2 separate regions of the Homo sapiens genome follow, and region 1 is linked to region 2. The links are chromatin loops, found by intact Hi-C in ENCODE. Cell type or tissue: Caco-2. All regions are shown on one strand. Links, peaks and the distances in the headings refer to the core of each region. The heading gives the core; the rest is flanking DNA.

Evidence for each region. Hi-C counts contacts between places; a loop is a spot of excess contacts. Peaks named below come from ENCODE experiments on the same cell type or tissue, not always from the same donor. Only the 100,000 strongest peaks of a DNase experiment are listed, where the experiment ranks them.
Region 1: it touches region 2 in a loop (4-fold over the local background); 2 of 110 quality-filtered maps call a loop at or near these places.

Annotation. Positions count from the first base shown.
Region 1 is chr1:239,358,910-239,368,783 of GRCh38, forward strand. No RefSeq gene overlaps it. Among named protein-coding and RNA genes, the nearest start is that of CHRM3, 23 kb to the right of the region's middle. In Caco-2, for the core only: no CTCF peak of the experiment used is centred there; a DNase peak (open chromatin) is centred at 4,322.
Region 2 is chr1:239,302,777-239,312,650 of GRCh38, forward strand. No RefSeq gene overlaps it. Among named protein-coding and RNA genes, the nearest start is that of CHRM3, 79 kb to the right of the region's middle. In Caco-2, for the core only: a CTCF peak has its summit at 6,161 (motif pointing right); no DNase peak of the experiment used is centred there.

The DNA.
Region 1 (9,874 bases), core at 3,116-5,615, 54 kb after region 2:
GGTACTATTTCTAAAGTTTAGTTAAGAAAAATTTATCCTGATTAACTAGACAATAAACCATATAATAACTCTAAGTTTATTGAAAAGTATTATATATGCATGAGAATAAAATGATTAATAAATGTGAATAGCAAGTCCAGAGAAGATTTAAATAGAATTCAGAGTTAAATGAGTTTATTTGGTCGGTGCAAAATCAATTGTGGTTTTTGCCATTGCTTTTAATTGCTTTTAAAAGTAATGCTTTTACACCAATCTAATATTTCAATTCTGTGCAGCAAGAAATGTTTATTCAATGAATCAAGTTGATACATTGGTTAAACGTGAAAAAGATTACGTGAAATCCACACCTTCTCTTTTTAGCAAAATAAATTTTAAATTGAGACAGTTATAAATTTAATAAAATAAATCACATAGGCAAATGATGAATGTTTAATGAATTGGGAGGGCTTTCTAACTGTGATGCCAAGGCCAGAAAGAATTATGAACAAATTGATAGATTTGATTACATAATACATACACACATATATAAATCACAAAATAAAAGAAATTTTGCAACATATCAAGCTGTGCCCAATCAAAAATGTGTAAGTCTACCCAATAGCACAGCAATTACATTCATTCCTGGGTTTAATTTACCAAAGATTACTATATTTTTTGCACAAATGGACTGTTAGGGTGAATCTGGGTGCTCATCCCCGGGATATTAGAAATGGAAATTATGATGAGTAAATAGCATGTAATATTTTGCAAACGTTAGAAGAAACAATTACTAGATATACACCAAGCAATATGGATTAATATTTTACAAAGCATTGTGATAAATGAGAAAATTATAAAATAGAATAAGTTCTAAACATAGCCATTTAAGTGAGCTAAGTACGTGTGTGTGCAAAAGAACAACATATGTACAAGAACACATGCGAACAAAAACTGTACAGTAAGTAGTTTAAAATGTACAGGGAATTGTGTAGGGGGAGATGAGAGATGGAAGGGGGGACATGGATGTATCAACAAATATAAACAAGAAACAAAGAACAAAACAGGATTGGACTTTTCAGAGATCACTGATAATTACGTTCTTTCGTGATGATGAGTATAATTAGCTCAACTCAATGCACTTGAAGTTCAAAAAATATATTTGTATTTTTTTTAAAATAGGCTAAAGAATGAGCTAATAAATTAATAGCTAATAAATATGAATAATAAATACATGAAAACATTCACTTTGACTAGCAATTAAATAATAATAATAATACAGAAGTTTATATGTGTTTATTTATTGACCTGTTTATTGAGAAGTGGGAGAAAAGATGGTATTTAGAAATATTATTCTTAATGGCACTAGAAAGTAGTAGAAACTTTTTGGACTACTCAGATAAGTGTCAACAATACCTGAACAAAAGTTTTGATTATAACATTGATTGTAAAGGCTAATAGTTGGGTGAGAACTAGTTAACACTTTGGGGTTTGTTCAAACAAATTCTTCATCAAACAAATGAGTATTATGTAGCCTTTGAGGGTTGATGAGATAGAGGATTTTTTCTCTTTGTCCCTATATATTATTAAATCATGTCACATTGAAATGCACTATTTTCTGCAAAACATGTAATAAGTAAATTTTTAAAATTCAACTAAAATAAATTTGAGGGTACACTAAAAATTCAGCAATTCTGGGAGAAAAGTTCTGCAGTTTACATTCTGTTCTATGACCAGTAAAGTATTAGAATTTTAATATATTTTATGTTGCTTCTTTCACATAAATATCTTAAAATTGGCTTTATTGGCTTATAACTTCATACGTTTCCTTCCCATAATTAAGAAATGTTTGTGATTGCTGTTAAAACTCTAGATTTTAGACTATAGTTAAGTGGGAAAAAATACACTTATTTTTGCATTAAAAAGGCTTTTAAAAAACATGCACTAAGCCAGGTTAAAATGTTTCCTGCCTAGGAAATAGCATAAAAAGCATTTTTTCCCCCATTAAGTTAATGCAGTAGTACATTTTGATAAATGTAAATTGAAATAATTGCAAATCTGATATATGTAATGTGAATTCTTGATTTGGAAAGTAATTTATGACCAGCAGTTATTTTTTAAACACAAATATTACTTTTTTTAAAGCTAATCAGAACTTTCAGATATGTCATACTGAAAAGCCTGTACTCTGATAACATTTATTCCCTATGATATGGAAAAAGAGAATCGTTTCTATTCTGGAACAAATGCTGAAGACACTGCACGCCTTTGCTTGGCTCTCTTGGTTAATGAATGTGTTACTTAAAATAATAATTTGCTCTTCAAATCATCTGGCCACACAGACCCATATTTCCCCCCATACAATGCTGTTTTGCTGATATTAGATTTACTTACCTTTTAACGGGATATTTATGCTATTTCCATGAACACACTCATCTACAAAGATACAAATTATCCAAGTAACAATACATAAGAGACCCGCATGGAGGTCTGGGTTAGCTGTGTACAGAGAAAGATGCAGGGCTGGAGCAGAGCTGCATCCTGATATGAGAGTCTATCACTTTTTTCCCCCTCTGAAGCTATGGGGAATGAAGAATTCACTCTTTTATTCGTGGCGTGATGGCAGTTCAAGGTTTTATTGAGGATGTGGTCTGGCAATGGTATTCTGCAACCCACGCACAAAACATAGCACTAAAATCTTTATAATTAACTGCATATGATTTAGCAGGGTCATTTAGAAGGATGATTCATCTGCAGTAGGTGTAAACTGGCTCACTAAATCTAAAGCTTAGAGGGAAAGACAAGACAGAATAGTTTCTTGATTCCACTTTAGGCTAATAGCCAGGTGACTCAGAGTCCTTACGAGCCCTGATTCAAGCTTCATTTCTCAGCACTGTTAGCTGCTGGAGTTACATGCCCAACAATTCATCTTTTTGCATCTCAGCTATGTAAGTCTCTAAAACCAGTTTTTATCAGGGGTCTAGGGATTGTGCTACCTGTAAGTCTATGCTCCAAACTACTAATATTTTTCTTCATTCTTCTTTGAATTTGAATGTGTGTTTATGTCTAAGGTTTTTTTTTTTTCTCCCAGTTTAATTACACGTTTTGGTAAAATTGTGCAGTGGGCACTGCTTCTCTTCAGTGTCTTTCCATCTTCGTGCAGGCTGGTCATGTCCTGTCTTCTAATGCTACCTGAGCCCTAGCACTCCAGGAATTCCATTATAACAGACTCTTTCTCCAGGCATCTCTTGAATTCTACAAAAATCTTTAACGTTTTCTCTTTACACTCTGCTTTCAGCAAGCTGCCAATTAGAAAAGATCTGAAAATATCATCCTCTAAGTGGTTAGTAGCTCACAGTAGTTCACTGTATTCTCCTCAGGAGAACTTGCACTGCAAAAGGGAATGGATCATTGACTTTAGGCAATGTTCCACAACTAAGGACAGCAGAGTCTCCTGGAATGAACTTTTAGAAATGCAGATTCCTGGGCTGCCAGAATAAGAATACATGCTTTCAAGAATCTTCCAATCTTCCCAGATTGGGAAATGACAACTATTAGCCTGGAACAATCAAACATTTGGATATCACCATATTCAGGTACAAAGTTAGGGTTAAAGCAAAGGCTATTTGTAACCTCAAGTACTTTCTACCATACCTCCTAAAGAAATTGTGTATGCAACCCACACACACACACACACACACACACACACACGTGAGTGCTATAATTTGGTCCCATGCCAAATGTCAAGAAGAATAGAGTCAAGTAATAAGCAATATCCATCCACTGCAACCTTTGGGATAAACTATACTCTTGGTTAGCTCAGGATCAAGCGTAAAAACATTCCATTGAATGTATATTACAAATTAGTTACATCTCTTGTTTGGAGGGAACTGCATTCACTTCACCAGCAAGGGTATCTTTTTGATACTGTTGACTGTTCACATAACCCAACAACAGTCTTTTCACAGTATTTTTGTTAGTTTATTACAAAACCTTTTATTGTTATTGTGTTTTATAAATTCCAATGCAATGAAATACATTCTACTCTTTGTATTACTACTGTTAACATTTTAATGACTATCTCTGCATTCTTTCATTTATTATTTCATTCATTCATTCAGCAAATATTCCAGGAACTATTCTAAGCTCTGCAAACAAGCTACATAAAGCCCACATACTCAAGATAGCATTATAATGGTGCAGGTAAAAATGAAACACATAAGTTCCATGAAAATGTCAAACATGATTAATGGGACTCAGATGTCCTAGGGGAAGGAATGCTACTTTACATTGAAGAGTAAGGTGAGGCCTTTGCAAACATGTTGCATTTGAGCTGATACCTGAATGATAAGAAGGAGCCACTCGTGAGATGCTCTGGGGAATTGAAATCTATACAGAGGCAATGATTGTGCAAAGACCTAGGGTGGGAATAAGCTTGGCATACTTGAGGATTAGAAGGAAAGTCAGTTTGATTAGAGTATGATAAAAAATATGGAGACCGATAGCTGAGGTGGGAGAAGTATTAAGGCCTAAGCCACATATAGCTGTACTGTCCAATACAGGATCCACTGGGCACATGTAGCTACTGAGCACCTGAAGTCAAGCTACTCTGAATTGAGGTGCACTCCGGGTGTCAAACACAAATGTAGACTGGATTCTGAAGATCTAGTATAAAGAAAGTATACAGTATATCTCATTAATAATTTTATATGGATTATGTATTGTAATGATAATTTAGAGATACATTGGATTAAATTAAAATATTATTACTATTAATTCACTTGTTTTACTTTTTCTAAAGTGCTTATTAGAAAATGTTACATTATGTATGTGGCTTAACTTAAAGCCTTGTATGTCATAGTCAGAAGTCTCGGTTTAAGCAGAATGAGAAATATTTAAAAGATTCTAAAGAGGCGTTACAATATGAATTACCGTTTTTTGGTTGTTTTGTTGTTGTTGCTGTTTTAAGACAGGGCCTCACTCCCGTCACCCAGGCTGGAGTGCAGTGGTGTAATCACGACTCACTGCAACCTGAGATATAGAAAACAGGGATGATTTTAGTTGTCATTATGAGTAAATGGATGGTTGGGGGCCATTCTATGGGATGGAGAAGACTGGGATGGGAGTGTACTTGAGAGCAGGAGAAACAAGGGTACTATTTTGGAAATATGTTGAGATGTCTGTTGAACATCTGAGTAAGCTCTTCAATAGGGAAGTCATGCAGAGGAGGAGAAATAGACCAAGAAAGAGGAACCTAGTAATTGCGAGAAAGTAAGTGCTTGGTGGTATCGCAGAAGTCAACCAAATAACTTGTTTCAAAGACCAGAGAGCGGTTTACGATGTCAAGTACTGTTCAGCAGGCAAGGAAGATGTGAACAGAGACCTGGTCATCGCATCTGGCAATATGGAGATAGTTGATAATCTTGATAAGAGCAATTTGTGATGGTGGTAGCAATGCCAGTCCAACTAAAGTATATTGAAGAGTAAATGGGAGCTAATAAAATTGGAAATAAAAAAATAGAACTTAGCAGATCTTTGAAGATTTGCTGTGGGCAGATAAAGGGAATAAGAGCTGGAGACACACTGTAAGTTTTTTGAATTTAAGACTGATTAGAGCTTATCTGTGTGCTAAGGGGGATTATTCAGTAAAGCGGAAGAAAAATGATGCAGTAGAGAAACAGAATCATTGTAGACAAAGGGTTCTAGAGTAAACTAATTGGAATGGGATTCAGACCTCAAATGCAGGATTGGCCTTTGATAAGGTTCTGATGCTTCTCCTACTACATCTGAAGATAAGACTGAGTAGATGAGTACAGATATAGGAGGGTATTTTTCTCCCCACCTTCCCCTGTGTGTGTGTGTGTGTGTGTGTGTGTGTGTGTGTGTGTGTGTGTGTGTTTGCAAACCCCCTCTCATACCAACTTTTCACATTTGTGCAGTCAAACGCTCTGCCACTGAGCTACACCCCCAAATTTGTAACACTTGGACACACAATTTTAAATTCATTAATCTGGTGTGTTCTAGTTTCAAATGCTGTTACAGAAAAGTTTGGTGCCCATTTTAGCTGTGATCCTTTGCATAAGACCTGTCCTTTAACTCTTGGAACTTTCATGATCTAATATTTTGAATCCTCCCAAAATGTGACTTGGTTAAGTCTTTTGTTTAATTCATTATTCTGAACACCCACAGATTCCCTTCAATCTGCAGACTCATGTCCCTATTTTGGTGAATTTTCATTTGTACTGTATTAGTCCATTCCCACACTGCTAATAAAGACATATCCAAGACTCGTTATTTATAAAGGAAAAAATTAATTGATTCACAGTTCAGCATGGCTGGGGAGGCCTCAGGAAACTTACAATCATGGCAGAAGGGGAAGCAAACACGTCCTTCTTCACATGGTGGCAGCAAGGAGAACTGCAGCGTGAAGGTGGGGAAAAGCCCCTTATAAAACCAACAGATCTCATGAAAACTCATTCACTAACACAAGAACAGAATGGAGGTAACTTCTCCCATGATTCAATTACCTCCCACCAAATCCCTGGTGGGAGGTAATTATGGGAACTACAGTTCGAGATGAGAATTGGGTGGGGATACAGCCAAACCATATAGGTATTATTGCTTTGATGATTTCCTCCTCTCTAGTGTCTATTTTCTCTCATTCTGGAATCTCTATTATTTGGACATTGCCTTAATTGTTCCTAAAATGGCCATACCTTTATTTCTTACAATCCATGTGTTTGCCTATATCTTCTACCTTCTAGGAGTTTTCCTTGACTGTGGAAAGGAAAACTCTTGCTTTTGTTTAAAATTGTTTTGCTACAGTATTTTTCATGTCCTATAGCTCTTACTTTAATATCCATTCCTTCTTCATAGCATTCTGCTCTTCTTTAATGGGTCCACTATCTTCTTATGTCTCTGAGTATATTAAGTGCAGTTTCTTCGAAGCTGTTTTTGCCTTCAACATTGCCTCTGCTCCTTCTCAGCTCCCTGTTTATCATTGGTTGCTTTTTCTCTTTTCATGTTAGAGGCTTTTCTCAAAAGTTTTAAGATGCTAAGCTATCTGTTCATATTTAAAGCTTGCTTTTAAGCTCTGTGTGAATGGCAGATTGTTCTGACTGGTAGACTTCACTCTTTTAAGCATGATCCAAGCTTACTCTCTGGGATGGTTCAGTTTCTCTATCTAAGGATTCCTCAAATTCTTGATCCAGTTTACATGCCTGACTTCTGGGGAGGGGGAGGTGGTCCTGAACATCTAGTTGCTCTTAATGTAAACTTCCCAATTACCCCAAGCTTACGTCCCATCTCCAAACACACTTCTTCCTATAGTCCTGGTTCCTCACCTTCACAAGTCAAAAGAATTTCTATAAGAGAACAGATTAAAGTGTCCTTACATGAATTCTAAAGAACAGCTTTCTTCTCACTGATAACTCCCTTTATAGGTACATATGTGTGTATGTGTGTGTGTGTGCATGTGTGTGTGTATTTGAAGTTTCTCTAACTTATTAAGTAATTTATCATTCATACATCTTTGCACCTTTGTATATTTAGATTCAGAATTATAGATAACTCCTAATTTAATAACAGATGAAATCAGTGTTTCTGCTTCCTGGTGGGGGCAGAAACTTTGCTAAATTGTCTTCTTATACCAGAAATCCATTAAATTCAATTTTAACAATGACATTCTTTTTAACAAGCAAGATTATAGAAAATATTGCCCTTCAGATATTCCAAATTAATAACAATACTGTATTCAACATGTTTTATATTGCCATATCCATGCTGGGTATTAAATTTTATTCTGAATATTAATCAAAGTAGTAGAGAATGAATATCATCTTGTTTGAATTTGCGTATTTAAGATCTAGAAATGGTATTGTCTCCTGGAAAAAAAGGTGCCTAAAAATTTAGAACAGAGCTGAAAACCGCTAATTCTGCTTTCCTAGTGAAACAGGGAAGACTTCATGAAAGACCTGATATTTCACCTATATCTTCAAAGATTTGTCTACTTTAAAAAAAGACATTTAAAGAGGGAATTATATATCACAAGAGAATGGAAGCAAAAAAGGCGACAAGCATGTTCATAGAATAGTGAGAGATTTGAGATATGGGAGAACAAAAAAAGATAACATATGAGAAAGAATTTTGAGAAAAGTCAAAAGTTTACATGAATTCAAAGACATTATTCAAAGGCATTATTTTTATTGATATCGGTTGCATTTTCTTCCTGGAGTTTTACATCTTCTCAATGAATAATATATATACCTAATGGTCTAGTTTACAAAGAACCCACAAATCTTCTTCAAGAGAGCCCTAGAAGAGATTCAATTCCAATTTCATAAGAATTATTACTTGATAAAGAACTCATAAAACTGTCATAGTTGAGAATTAGGCTATAGCCAATGGTTGCTATTCATTGTGCAAATTCCCCTAAGCCCAGCTGTTTTCAGCACACGACTCGTGGGCAATTCCACGTGCATAGCCAGTGCCCATACCAGGAATGCCTGTCTGCTGTTCAAGGCCTTCTCCCTTGCCACAGGAGACCATGGAGCTGCAAGCTAGCTCAACACACAAAGGCAGGGGAATTAATACCCCAGGATAAATCCTTCACAAGTGAGAGTCAGGAGTCTTGAGGAAAGCCCCAGCAATCCTGTCCTCTAAGGAGACAATGCTAAGGACTGTTCTGTACAGTTCCTCAGAGGCTCCATGGGGACTGAGCCTCTACTTCCTCACAGAAGCAATTGCATCATGGAGCACATAGCTGACTCCTCTTCCTTCTTTTTCTCATTTTCCTACCTCTCTCACTTCTGCTTCCTAAAATGTCCCCCTGAATAAACGATCTATACCCATTTCTTCTTCTTGGGCACTGGCTTTAGGAAAATCAAAATAGGATGGATACTTAACAAATGATGTGCCTCTACTATTTATCTGTTTCTATCAACCCAGTATAATTTACAGGCATCCAGCTTTTCCATTTCCTTATTAGAAAAAATGAAAAATAGTTTTCAGTTATGGCTGGTGTTTTTTAACTTGCTGGCACTGATTCTGTGTATTTTGGATGAAAACTTTATCCATGATACATAAAGGGAGGACACAAAACTGAGAACCAGAAAATCCATATTTTAGTCCCAGGTTTTGTACTACCTAGAAGTGAGACTATATAGAAATCATTTTCTCTCTCTAAAACCTCAGCTTCTTGCTTTATTAAAATGAAGGTGTTGATGTAAAAGATTATCCCAAGGCTTTGATTTCATTATTCCATGAAATTATAAAGAGGCAGGCCTGCTTTGGACAAAGCTGTCAGTTGGACATGTTTCCCGGTGGTCAACAGGACACAGTTGGGAGTCTTATGGGTACCTGCTGCCTTGCTTCCCCATGCTTGGAGCAATTTCTGACCAGTACTCAATCCAAATCTATCCCTTGCTTGGATAGTTCCTAATGCCTCAATAGCCCACAGCTTTAAATATACACACATTTAATATATGTGAATAACAAGTTCTATCTGCTTCTAAAGAATATTACGAAGTAAACCATGTTAACAGGAAATTGACTAAGAAAGACAAGCCCACAAATTCCATGCTAGCCCTGCGTTCTTCCCACCTTCTTATACAACCCTCTTAGGTAACACACATGAATGTAAGCGACCTTCTCTACACCAGTCACCTGACTTGTATTGTTCCTCAAGGGTGAGGAAGTGTCTAGACGAAAGGGAGGGGAGACCCAGTGGTAGGTGGAACTTTGTGCTCCACCTTTCACATAACAGGTTGCCAATTCAGCTGTACTGAGGACAGGCAATGGGAGAAGGCATTAAAAGGGAAAACTGAAATAGTTCCTTTGTTCTGACTGTAGAAATGCTGAAAGGAAATTCCTGTTTGCGGCAGGTGATTAAACACATTTT
Region 2 (9,874 bases), core at 4,886-7,385:
CCTGCCTAAAGAGCCCTCCCTTTGTTTGGGGATACAACATGCTCAGTAAAGATTTACAACTTACAGGCTCCCTTGCAATTGGAGATGACTGATTGCTGGCTAAGATTATGTACATAATGGCATTGAGTGGGGCTGCTGGGAAATCTCTTTTAAAGGGACAAGATTCAGCTCACATGTGGCCTTGCCCTTTTCCATTCCCTGCCGGAAACTCAGTGCAACACTGGAGGTGAATCAGAGGTGACAAGCATAAGCACACAATTTACATGTGGAAGACACGGAATGAAGACTAAATTCCAAGGAGGGTCTTGGGGCCACCACACCAGTCCTGGGCAGCCTCCCTCTGGACCACTTGCCATGTGAAAAAAATAAATAAATAAATCCATCTTTTGTACAAGGAATTTTTAAATTTGGTTTTCTATTACTTGTAGCTAAACGCAATCCCAACTACAGTGATTACGGTTTATCCTAGTTAACATTATAATACTTCAAGTGTTTATAGTATTCGAGTCACAGGAGCGTGACCTTTTCTGATTTATTATAGAATGAAGATGCTGCACTTTATTACTCTTTTAAATCCTTGTTTTTCGGATAAGCTTAAAAGCAGCACAATCATCAGAGCTATAGCCATTGGAAGTCAGAAAAAAAATCAGATAAAATTGAAAATTTTATTTTTATTGGGTACTGTTTACCGCTTTATCTACTTATTTATTTATTTATTTATTTATTTATTTATTTATTTATTATTTTGAGACAGAGTTTCACGCTGTTACCCAGGCTGGAGTGCAATGGTACGATCTCGGCTCACTGCAACCTTCGCCTCCCAGGATCAAGTGATTCTTACGCCTCAGCCTCCCGAGTAGGTGGGATTACAGGTGGGTGCCATCATGCCCAGCTAATTTTTGTATTTTTAGTAGAGATGGGATTTCACTGTGCTGGCCAGGCTAGTCTTGAACTCCTGACTTCAGGTGATCCACCCACCTCAGCCTCCCAAAATGCTGAGATTATAAGCATGAGCCACCGTGCCTAACCTGATTAGCACTTTAAGTGTTAATGGTTCATAAATTTCATGTACATTAATTAAATGTATACATATTAATTATATTGATTTAATTACAACTATATTATATATAGTTATATATACATTTAATTATATTAAAAAACATACATTAAAGTGGTTAACTATAAAATAACAAAGTATGTGAAATGTGAACTATTCAAAATAAATATAGTTTAAATGAAAGAATGTCTGCTACATTTAAATGAAAGACTCTTCCAACTTAAAACACTGTGAAGCTGGTAATTCAATAAATGTTGCTTCAATGTGGAATTTTCAAAGGACATGAACAGCTATGCTGTTGATAAGCAGTACATGGTTACATGGTTTTGTAAAAACAAACTGCTCATGTAGAATCCATGAAACAGAAATCTCAACTGTGTATTCAATCTTATGATAGATTAGATAGAGATAGATGGGTAGGTAGGTAGATAGACTGGATAGACAGATAGATAGATAGATGATAGATAGATAGACAGATAGATAGATAGATAGATAGATAGATAGATAGATAGATAGACAGACAGATAGATGATAGACAAATAGACTGACTATCAGAGATAGGTAGATAGATAGTTAGATAGATACATAGGTAAAAATACACTGGTCATTGTGGTACAAACTCTGTAATGCAGACTTCATGACTCTCAGTGAAGTGTCCCCAGGATCATTTCCCAGTTCTTTTCTTCCCACTTAGCCATCTCCAAACTCTATAGTCAGATCAACATACAGTTAGAAATAAAATACTACAGACATGAGCGTCATTCTTAGTTATCCCAGCCCCCAAGGAAGAGCAGAAAGGGGCTGACGCTCTGCTCCCACTTTGCACCCTGAGTACAGAATGTCTGTGAAAGTAGATAAAAAATGGAAGATGTAGTATTTGTTTACATGCATTAATTAAGCTAAACTTATCATTTAGATTATATAAAATGCTAAACTATTGCTTTACTTTGATAAACATGTATTTGCAGATGGCTTAAGGTTGCCAGAAATTTTGTAACTTATATGCTGTTGATTTGGCTCTTAGATTCACCTGGAATTCTCCATTTTCCTTGCAAAAATACTAACATGGGCCTAGTCACTTGATGCCCAGACCCATCTGATCTCATCTGTTTATATTTTCTACTCCTGATATTCATTATACACTTTAATTAGACAATCAAAACCTGAATTAAAAGTAGGTGTATGAAGAAAATAGCAATATAAAGATAAGTTACAAACTTAGAAACTTAGTAAAGACAAGTGGCTTCTATTCTCCCCTATCACCCAAACCATCTGTGGAATTAGGTGTGGAACAAATAACTGTAAAATATGAATTAAAAATGTAAACGCATCGAAGAATTCTTAATTTGCTTTACAAGTGTTTATAATCTATCATTTAACATTAAACATTTTTAATGGAAATCTTTGGCATTGCATTATGAATATGGTTTATGCAAGAGAGACCAAGGGATATCCATCTGTGGGCATCTGTTCAAATAAAAAGCTTTGATCGTACATCAACAGATGGAGAAAAGAAGGTATACTGATAGATTTTAAGTTACAGAAAGATGCCAAGCATCTGGTCAGAACACTATTTTATCACCTCTAAACTGTGAATTTGGTGTAATTATACCAATCCTATAGAAGAGGAAAGGCTCAGAAATGGAAGTAACTTGGCCAAGATCATATTATTTAAGGAGGAGAGCTTAGATTCAAAGAAAATCTGCTCAAATCTAAAACTATTGTAAGTTGATACTGAATTTCTTCCTCAGATGACAAAACTATGATATATTAATATTATTGAGAGCGGTTAGATTGGAAACAAACATTCACAAGTAGAAAACATATATTCCCTCAAGCAAACCACTGATTGATTTTAAATTTTATTTGCTATGAATCCAATAGAAAAAATAGCATTGCAGGATTAATATTTGTTGACAACAAAATTATAATGATTTCTACTAAAGCAGAATACATTTACTTGGATCCTGGGTAATAAGATATTTACTAAATTTATGTAGTTGCTAAGTAACAGATGAAATGCAACCCACCTCAATGATTCTAAGCAATGGATAAATGCCACCAGTTTTTAAATAGAATGTGTTCTGTATCATAGGATCCTCAGCCCTTGGTTCTTGAGTTGCACTATGATTGGAAACATTAACTTTTCAACTATGAAATTATCCTCCTTCCTCCAGCCTTCTTATTTGATACGACATTTTCTTTATCTTAGTCTCTTCTTCTTGTATGAAAACTTAGAAATGTACACAGAAAAAAAAAGAAGGCTCCTTAGCTGATGGGAATTTTGGCTTAACCCAGGAAAAATTTTAAGACCAAATGACAAATAAAATATTTTATATAACTGATTTTATTTGTAGTTCAAAAATATATTTTAAAAGTTAGATTTTAAGACAGTCCTTTCTGTCTTCAAGCTGGGCATTTTTGTTTATTTCTGTTAAATTTATATTCTTAGTGTTTAAAAGATTCATACCATAAAATTCAGATAAATTTTTTAACGTTAGAAAGAGTCCAGCACTGTAATTAGCATAATGCCTTTTTAATTAAACAGTCCCTCCACCAAATTCTATGGCTATGTTGAAAGGTACTGCTTCCTTGAAAAATAAATATCACAAAGGTATGCCTCACCTTAGAAAAACATTATTTTGAAAAACCACCACTTAAGGAAAAATGATAGTATATACACATATAGTCTGGTATAAGTCCAAAAAGCCTCTTACGTATGCAGAAATCCGTAGCTCAGGACAAATCAACAGCAGCAAATATCTTTAATGTGTTACGAGCCTCGCAGACCTTAGTTAAACAGATGAGCAATTAATATATTTACAGTAAGGAACAAAGACCTCTGCATTAGTAAAGAACCCAGCTGCTTTTAACTTGTATGTCTGGCTTTTAAAGATGCTTATTTGAGATAAGATTTAGTCTCTAATAAAATACATCTTTGCGTTGTTTCTTAATTTTATTTGAAAGAAAAATACTCCTATTTTCTCATGTTTAAATCTATGGCCTCATCCTAGGTTATGTTTTTTCTTTTTATCTAGAGTAAACCATGTTTGTATTCTAGGAACACATTTTCATTTTTATAATAAAACAGAAAGGACTTAAAAGTTCAATTGCTTTAAAAAGTCACCTTAGCGTCTAGCTTTGCCGGACACGTCTAAAACCTGAAGAATGTCTATTTTACTGTTAGTCTCATTGTCTTGAATTTGCTTGTGCACATTTTTTGAGGGTAGTTAATTCCAGCCAGAAGGGGAGGATTTTTCACAGTGCCGAAGTTATTCTGCAATGGTAAATTATAAACACAGCTTATTCATTCCTTTGATCTTTTTGTCCATTCTATTCTCCCTGGCTAAAATGCTTCATGATTTATCTTAAAAAAAGGTTTTACAAAAAATGCTTATAACCGGTGTTCTATGAGTCTGTAGAGTTTCATTTTTAACTCTTGGAAGCCCTCATACATTATGGATATTTACATCAGGTCATATTTTCTGACCAAGATCTTAAGTTTCTTTGGGTGCAAATCTTCACATCCTCCATGTGCTTTCTGTACAGTGCACAGTAGATAGTTGGTCAAAATATGCATAATTGCCATCATACACAGGGCAAAGAATTCGTTGTTCATGGAGCAGATTAATATTCATGCATTGGAAAACTAAGTTCTACACCAAACTATTTCAAAGCAAGAAAGGCCGGGCGCAGTGGCTTATGCTTGTAATCTTAGCACTTTGGGAGGCGGAGACAGGCGGATCACCTGAGGCCAAGAGATCGAGACTAGCCTAGTCAACATGGCAAAAACCCATATCTATTTAAAATACAAAAAATCAGCCTGGCATGGTGGTATGCGCCTGTAATCCCAGCTACCCAGGAGGCTGAGGCAGGAGAATCACTTGAACCTAGGAGGTGGAGGCTGCAGTGAGCCGATATTGCACCACTGCACTCCAGCCTGGGCAACAAGAGCAAAACTCTGTCTCAAAAAATCAATAAAATAAAATAAAATAAAATAAGAATGTCAAAGCAAGAAATATAATACTAATCCCAAGGAGCAAATTTGCTTCCAAAAATCTCTAGTAAGTCCCCAAGAAGGAATAACTTTACTGTATTTAAAATTGCCTTGTTTTTTTTTTTTGCTTGAAAGACAACTCGATTAAATTATTGTGAAACTACATATTTTCATTATGTATAACTGGTTTTAGAAACCTCATACCTAAAAATACCTAAGAAGCAGGCTTCTCTTACATAATATTTGGTTGAAACCAACATAGATCTGTTTAAGCAATGTAATGTTTATTGTCCCAATGCCTGAATAACAGATTTTATTTTTTATACTGCAGAAATTTAGAGAGGATTAGTTTTCCTTATCACTTTCTAGAGCTATCTAAAAGTATGAAATCTCTGAGTATTATGAAATATTCAGAGAATTGGGGAAATATTTACATCACTTGAATATAACACGTAAAGTTCAAATTTTTGTTTGAAGGAACAAAAATCATTCTTTTTGTTATTCTTGGCTATTGTCAAGGTATTTTTGTTCCAAGGAAGAAGTTTCAGTAAAGTTATACATGTCTGAAAAATTAACATGGGAGTATAGATTGTTAACAGAAAGAGACTAGATGAGTTACATTTATTCTCATAAAAGTTGTTTCATAAAATGTACTTTGTTATTCCCCAGGTCCTGATAACATATTACATAACATACTGTTAATCACAGTTCTAGCTTATGAGTCACATCATTTATTTTAATATTTCAGGTGCTCTAATTTTTTTCCTATAAATTAGCCTTTCCCCAAATCTTTTCATAGTGTATTATCTTGGTATTCTTTTTCTCACAACCAGTTACAGACTTGAAGTCCCTGTGGGAGAAGAATCTAGGGAAAATTGTTATTTTTTTCTCTTTTCTATATCTTCATTTCTAGCATAAAAAAAAAAACAAACAAAAGCTCTCATCTTGAGAAAATATAAAATAATTTACATCTTTTTAGTGTCACCCAGGAATTCAGGCCCCTAATCAGGGTGCCTGCCTCTGGAAAGAAAACGCTGTTGAAAGTTAGAAGCGTGCATTCAGCTCTAGAGGGCGCGCAAGAGTCTCCACCTGACTTCACGTCCTCACCCCTCTGAGCCAGACAGTGGCTGCTGATTTTGGCCAAAACCAAAGACAGCATTGGTGCTGGGGCATACACCTTTGGCATGGGTGAGGTATGAAAAAGATACTAAAAGCAATAACCCCCAGTTGGATGTCTCTTTTGAGATGTTCCTTTAAGGATCACTGCTTTGGGGATCCACCTCTTTCAGGTCGGCCTCTTTTGTAATCCTTCCTTCCTTCTTTGGATTGGTACTTTTGGATGCCTACTGTTTCTTTGCCTGTTGGGTCTGATACAGGATGCCTTCCTGCCTGACATAATACACACCATTCATCTGCTTAGGACACCAGTGGGAACTGGGGTGAGGGCCAGGGAGAGAAAACATGGAGCAGGAAGCAGAAGGTTGTCTCTAGTCCAGACAGTGGAAATTCCTCAGATTCACAGGTAGTCTACTCCATTCCCTTAAGTAGATTTCATGAAAATTGGAGGCCAGAGCCCCAGACAGCAAAATGAGGTTAATTTTATCCTAGAGTTTCTCCTCTGTCCAATTCACTCAAAAACTTGAAGAGAAATCAGCCGGGTGATGAGGGCTAGACAGTCAGGATTCTAGCCTTCTGTCTTTAGAGACTCCACTTCAGAAAAAGAGGAAGACCAAGAATTTGGGTCATTTACATATGAGTGACTAGAGAAAAGAGAAAAAGAGCCTCTGAGGAGTAGAGAAGGGCAGAGGCCTCAGGCTTGGTCTAGACACCCCCAGGGGAAGTAAAGGCAAAGCTGTAACATCAAATCCACCCATGATCCTATCCAGAGAGAGATTCAGTGTACAAAAATAGCTGAGATACCACTGGATTCAATCTCAGAAAGAACAGGCAGAGATCTTTAAAGTCCCTTTTATCAGGGTTAATGTGGGTGATCTGAGTCCTAAATGACATTCTACCAGTTAGTAACTAGGTGATGTTTGCTGAGAGAGATGACACATTGGCACCCTCTCATTCATGCCATTCATAGGCAGTACCACCCTTAGACCTGGGCAAGTGGGGTCCTTACTCCCACTCTGGGGTGCCTTCCTCAAAATTTACCAAGATCCCTGTAGTGTGTAGGACAAGCTGGGGCCTGAAGTATTGTCATGGTGTGGTGCCACAGGCCTGGACCACTTGGCCCTGGTCCCCATTTATCCCTTTTGGGGCAGTCTCCAACTCTGTCCCATTAACGTACCCCATAACTAGGGTCAAGCAGATGACCCAAGGAGGAGCTGTAGTCCTCACAGCTTTCAGGTTATTCCAGGATCCTGTGGCCAGTACCCAGTTCAAGAAAGAGCTTGGTAAATAGATGACTCCCTCTGGCTGCTGCAGTATTTCTTCCAGAAGCTGGTTGAGATTATGCTGCCAAAATGGTGCTGACACACTAATTTGGATTGACTTTCACTCATGGAGAAAGCAGAAGACATTCAAGGCTATGGGCTACAAAGGAACACACTTGGGCTTGAGCCATGTTTGTGAGACAGTTCATCGGCTTTCCCTCATCCATCACTGCCTCTGGTCTATCCCAAAGTAACAAGTAGCAACAGGCTTCCCTTACTCCAAGTTCCCCATGCCATGGGTGGCCCCAAGGGTTATCAACTCACTCCCTGTAGGCTTTACATCATACAGCAGGCAGTTCTCAAGTGGGCCTCTTGTTTTCAAGGGATTTTGAGACCACTGCTCCACATGAACAAAGGGCAGGCAATTCTGATCAACGTCCACTCTTGCCTCCAATGGATATGATAATGTTATGGTATCTCTGATCATTTTTAAGGCATGTCAAGTTAGGAGCTGACAGTTCTGTGAAAATGGATCAACTCTGCTTTGCCCATGGGCCCCTCAGTTACCCTGTCGACTTGTGTTGGTGGGAAGACTACAGGGTCAACATGGTAGGATCCCGTGCTAGGAATACGGTGGTTGTGACCTTAAGCTTTCAAGGAAGATGAGGCAAAACCACATGTTTTCCTGTGCTTAGACTATGACATTCTGAGAGTAAATTTAACATGACAAGAAAACAAATCAACTTTCACATAATTCTGAATACCCTGCGTAAGACTTGCATCTGGAGTCATCATCAACAAAGCTCAGTAATAACCTTATAGTGTTATAAGTATCCATGCAACCAGCATTAAATAAAATAAAGAACAGCAGGAAACTGCAAAGGCAAGAATGTCTGTATTATTTCAATACGAACAGGTTCTGAAGAGCCATGACATTTTGAATAATAACAATGTTGCTCCCTTTTTATTTTGATGGACACATGACATTAGCCAGGAAGGGTACACTTGACAATGAAGAACATGAAGAGATAGTTTCTAGACCGAACCAGGAAATGATAATGCCTGAATATCACAGAGAATTCTCATGCATGGATCAGACAATAAATAAATACATAAATACCTCTTTGTTACTCATTATTCTAAATCCCAACCAAAATAGATAAGTTACTATACCTCACACGGTCCCACGAATTTTGTTTATGACAACAAAAGCCACACCAAAAAAAAAAAAAATTGTGCAGGGTCTCACCCACACCAGCAGCAGCCTTGTCAACATTCTGGGACTTGGCAGCCTGTTTGGCCCTGGCGGTGTCAGCACAGCAGGAACTCTGTCACTCACAAAGTGGAACTGATCTCACCTTGCAAGAAGCAGCAAGTTTGTCCCCATTTCACGGGGTGATGTCTCTTTGTAGGTGCCAACTGCACTACCAGCAGCTGAGGGGTGGCTTGGGTTAGGCGAGAGTGTATTTGGAGCAAGCACTTGAGGAAAGTGAGAGAATGTTTTAATGCTTAATCTCTATCACAATTCCCACTACTAGCACCAAAAATATACCAAAAGACCAGAGTACTAAGGATTGCAAGCAACCTCAAGACAAGTTCCAAGCCTTTCCCACTTTAAACCAGATTGTAACTGCTAAGCATTCTTTTTCTAGATATTCTAGTCTCTACTGTTAGTAGGATTAATACAAACATTTATTCTACGCAGTGAGATGCTAAATGAATCCTTCTTGCCTGATACTCAGGAATTCTTACCACGAAGAATCATTCACCAAAGCTTATGTTACACAAAATATAGTCTAAAGAAGTATTAAAAACTTCTTTCTTTGTTCTTTTGTTTTTTAGAGTCAGGGTCTCACTATGTTGCCCAGGCTAGAGCCCAGTGGTGCGATCATGGCTTACTGCAGGCTCAACCTCCTGGGCTCCAGCGATCCTCCCACCTTAGCCTCCTGAGTAGCTGGAACCACAGGTATGCACCACCATGCCCCACTAATTATTTGCTATGTTTGTTTGTTTGTTTTTGTAGAGACAGTGTCTCACTATGTTGCTTAGACTGGTCTCAAACCCCCTGACCTCAAGTCATCCTCCTGAATTGGCCTCTCAAAGCACTGGGATTACTGGCTTGAGACACTGTGCCTGGCTAAGTGCCCCATATTCTAAAGAGAGCTCCCTTAAATCTGCACTAAATATATTAAGAGCTTACTTAGGGAGGAAGAAACAAGCCATGTTAAATTTGGTATCCAAGCAATTTGAAAGAAAGCTGAGACATTGAGAGAAGGGGAGAAGTTACTACGACTTCTCAGAGAAGACACATTTTCTTACCCTCCAAATAGGAAAAGAAAGGAGAGGTGCTCTTGCTTCTCTCTCTGAAGCCAAGTAAGTGTGGTTTCAAGAAAATTCCGCATAAATTTTAAAGATGCCTTTCAGAAGGGTGTCCTGGTGTCT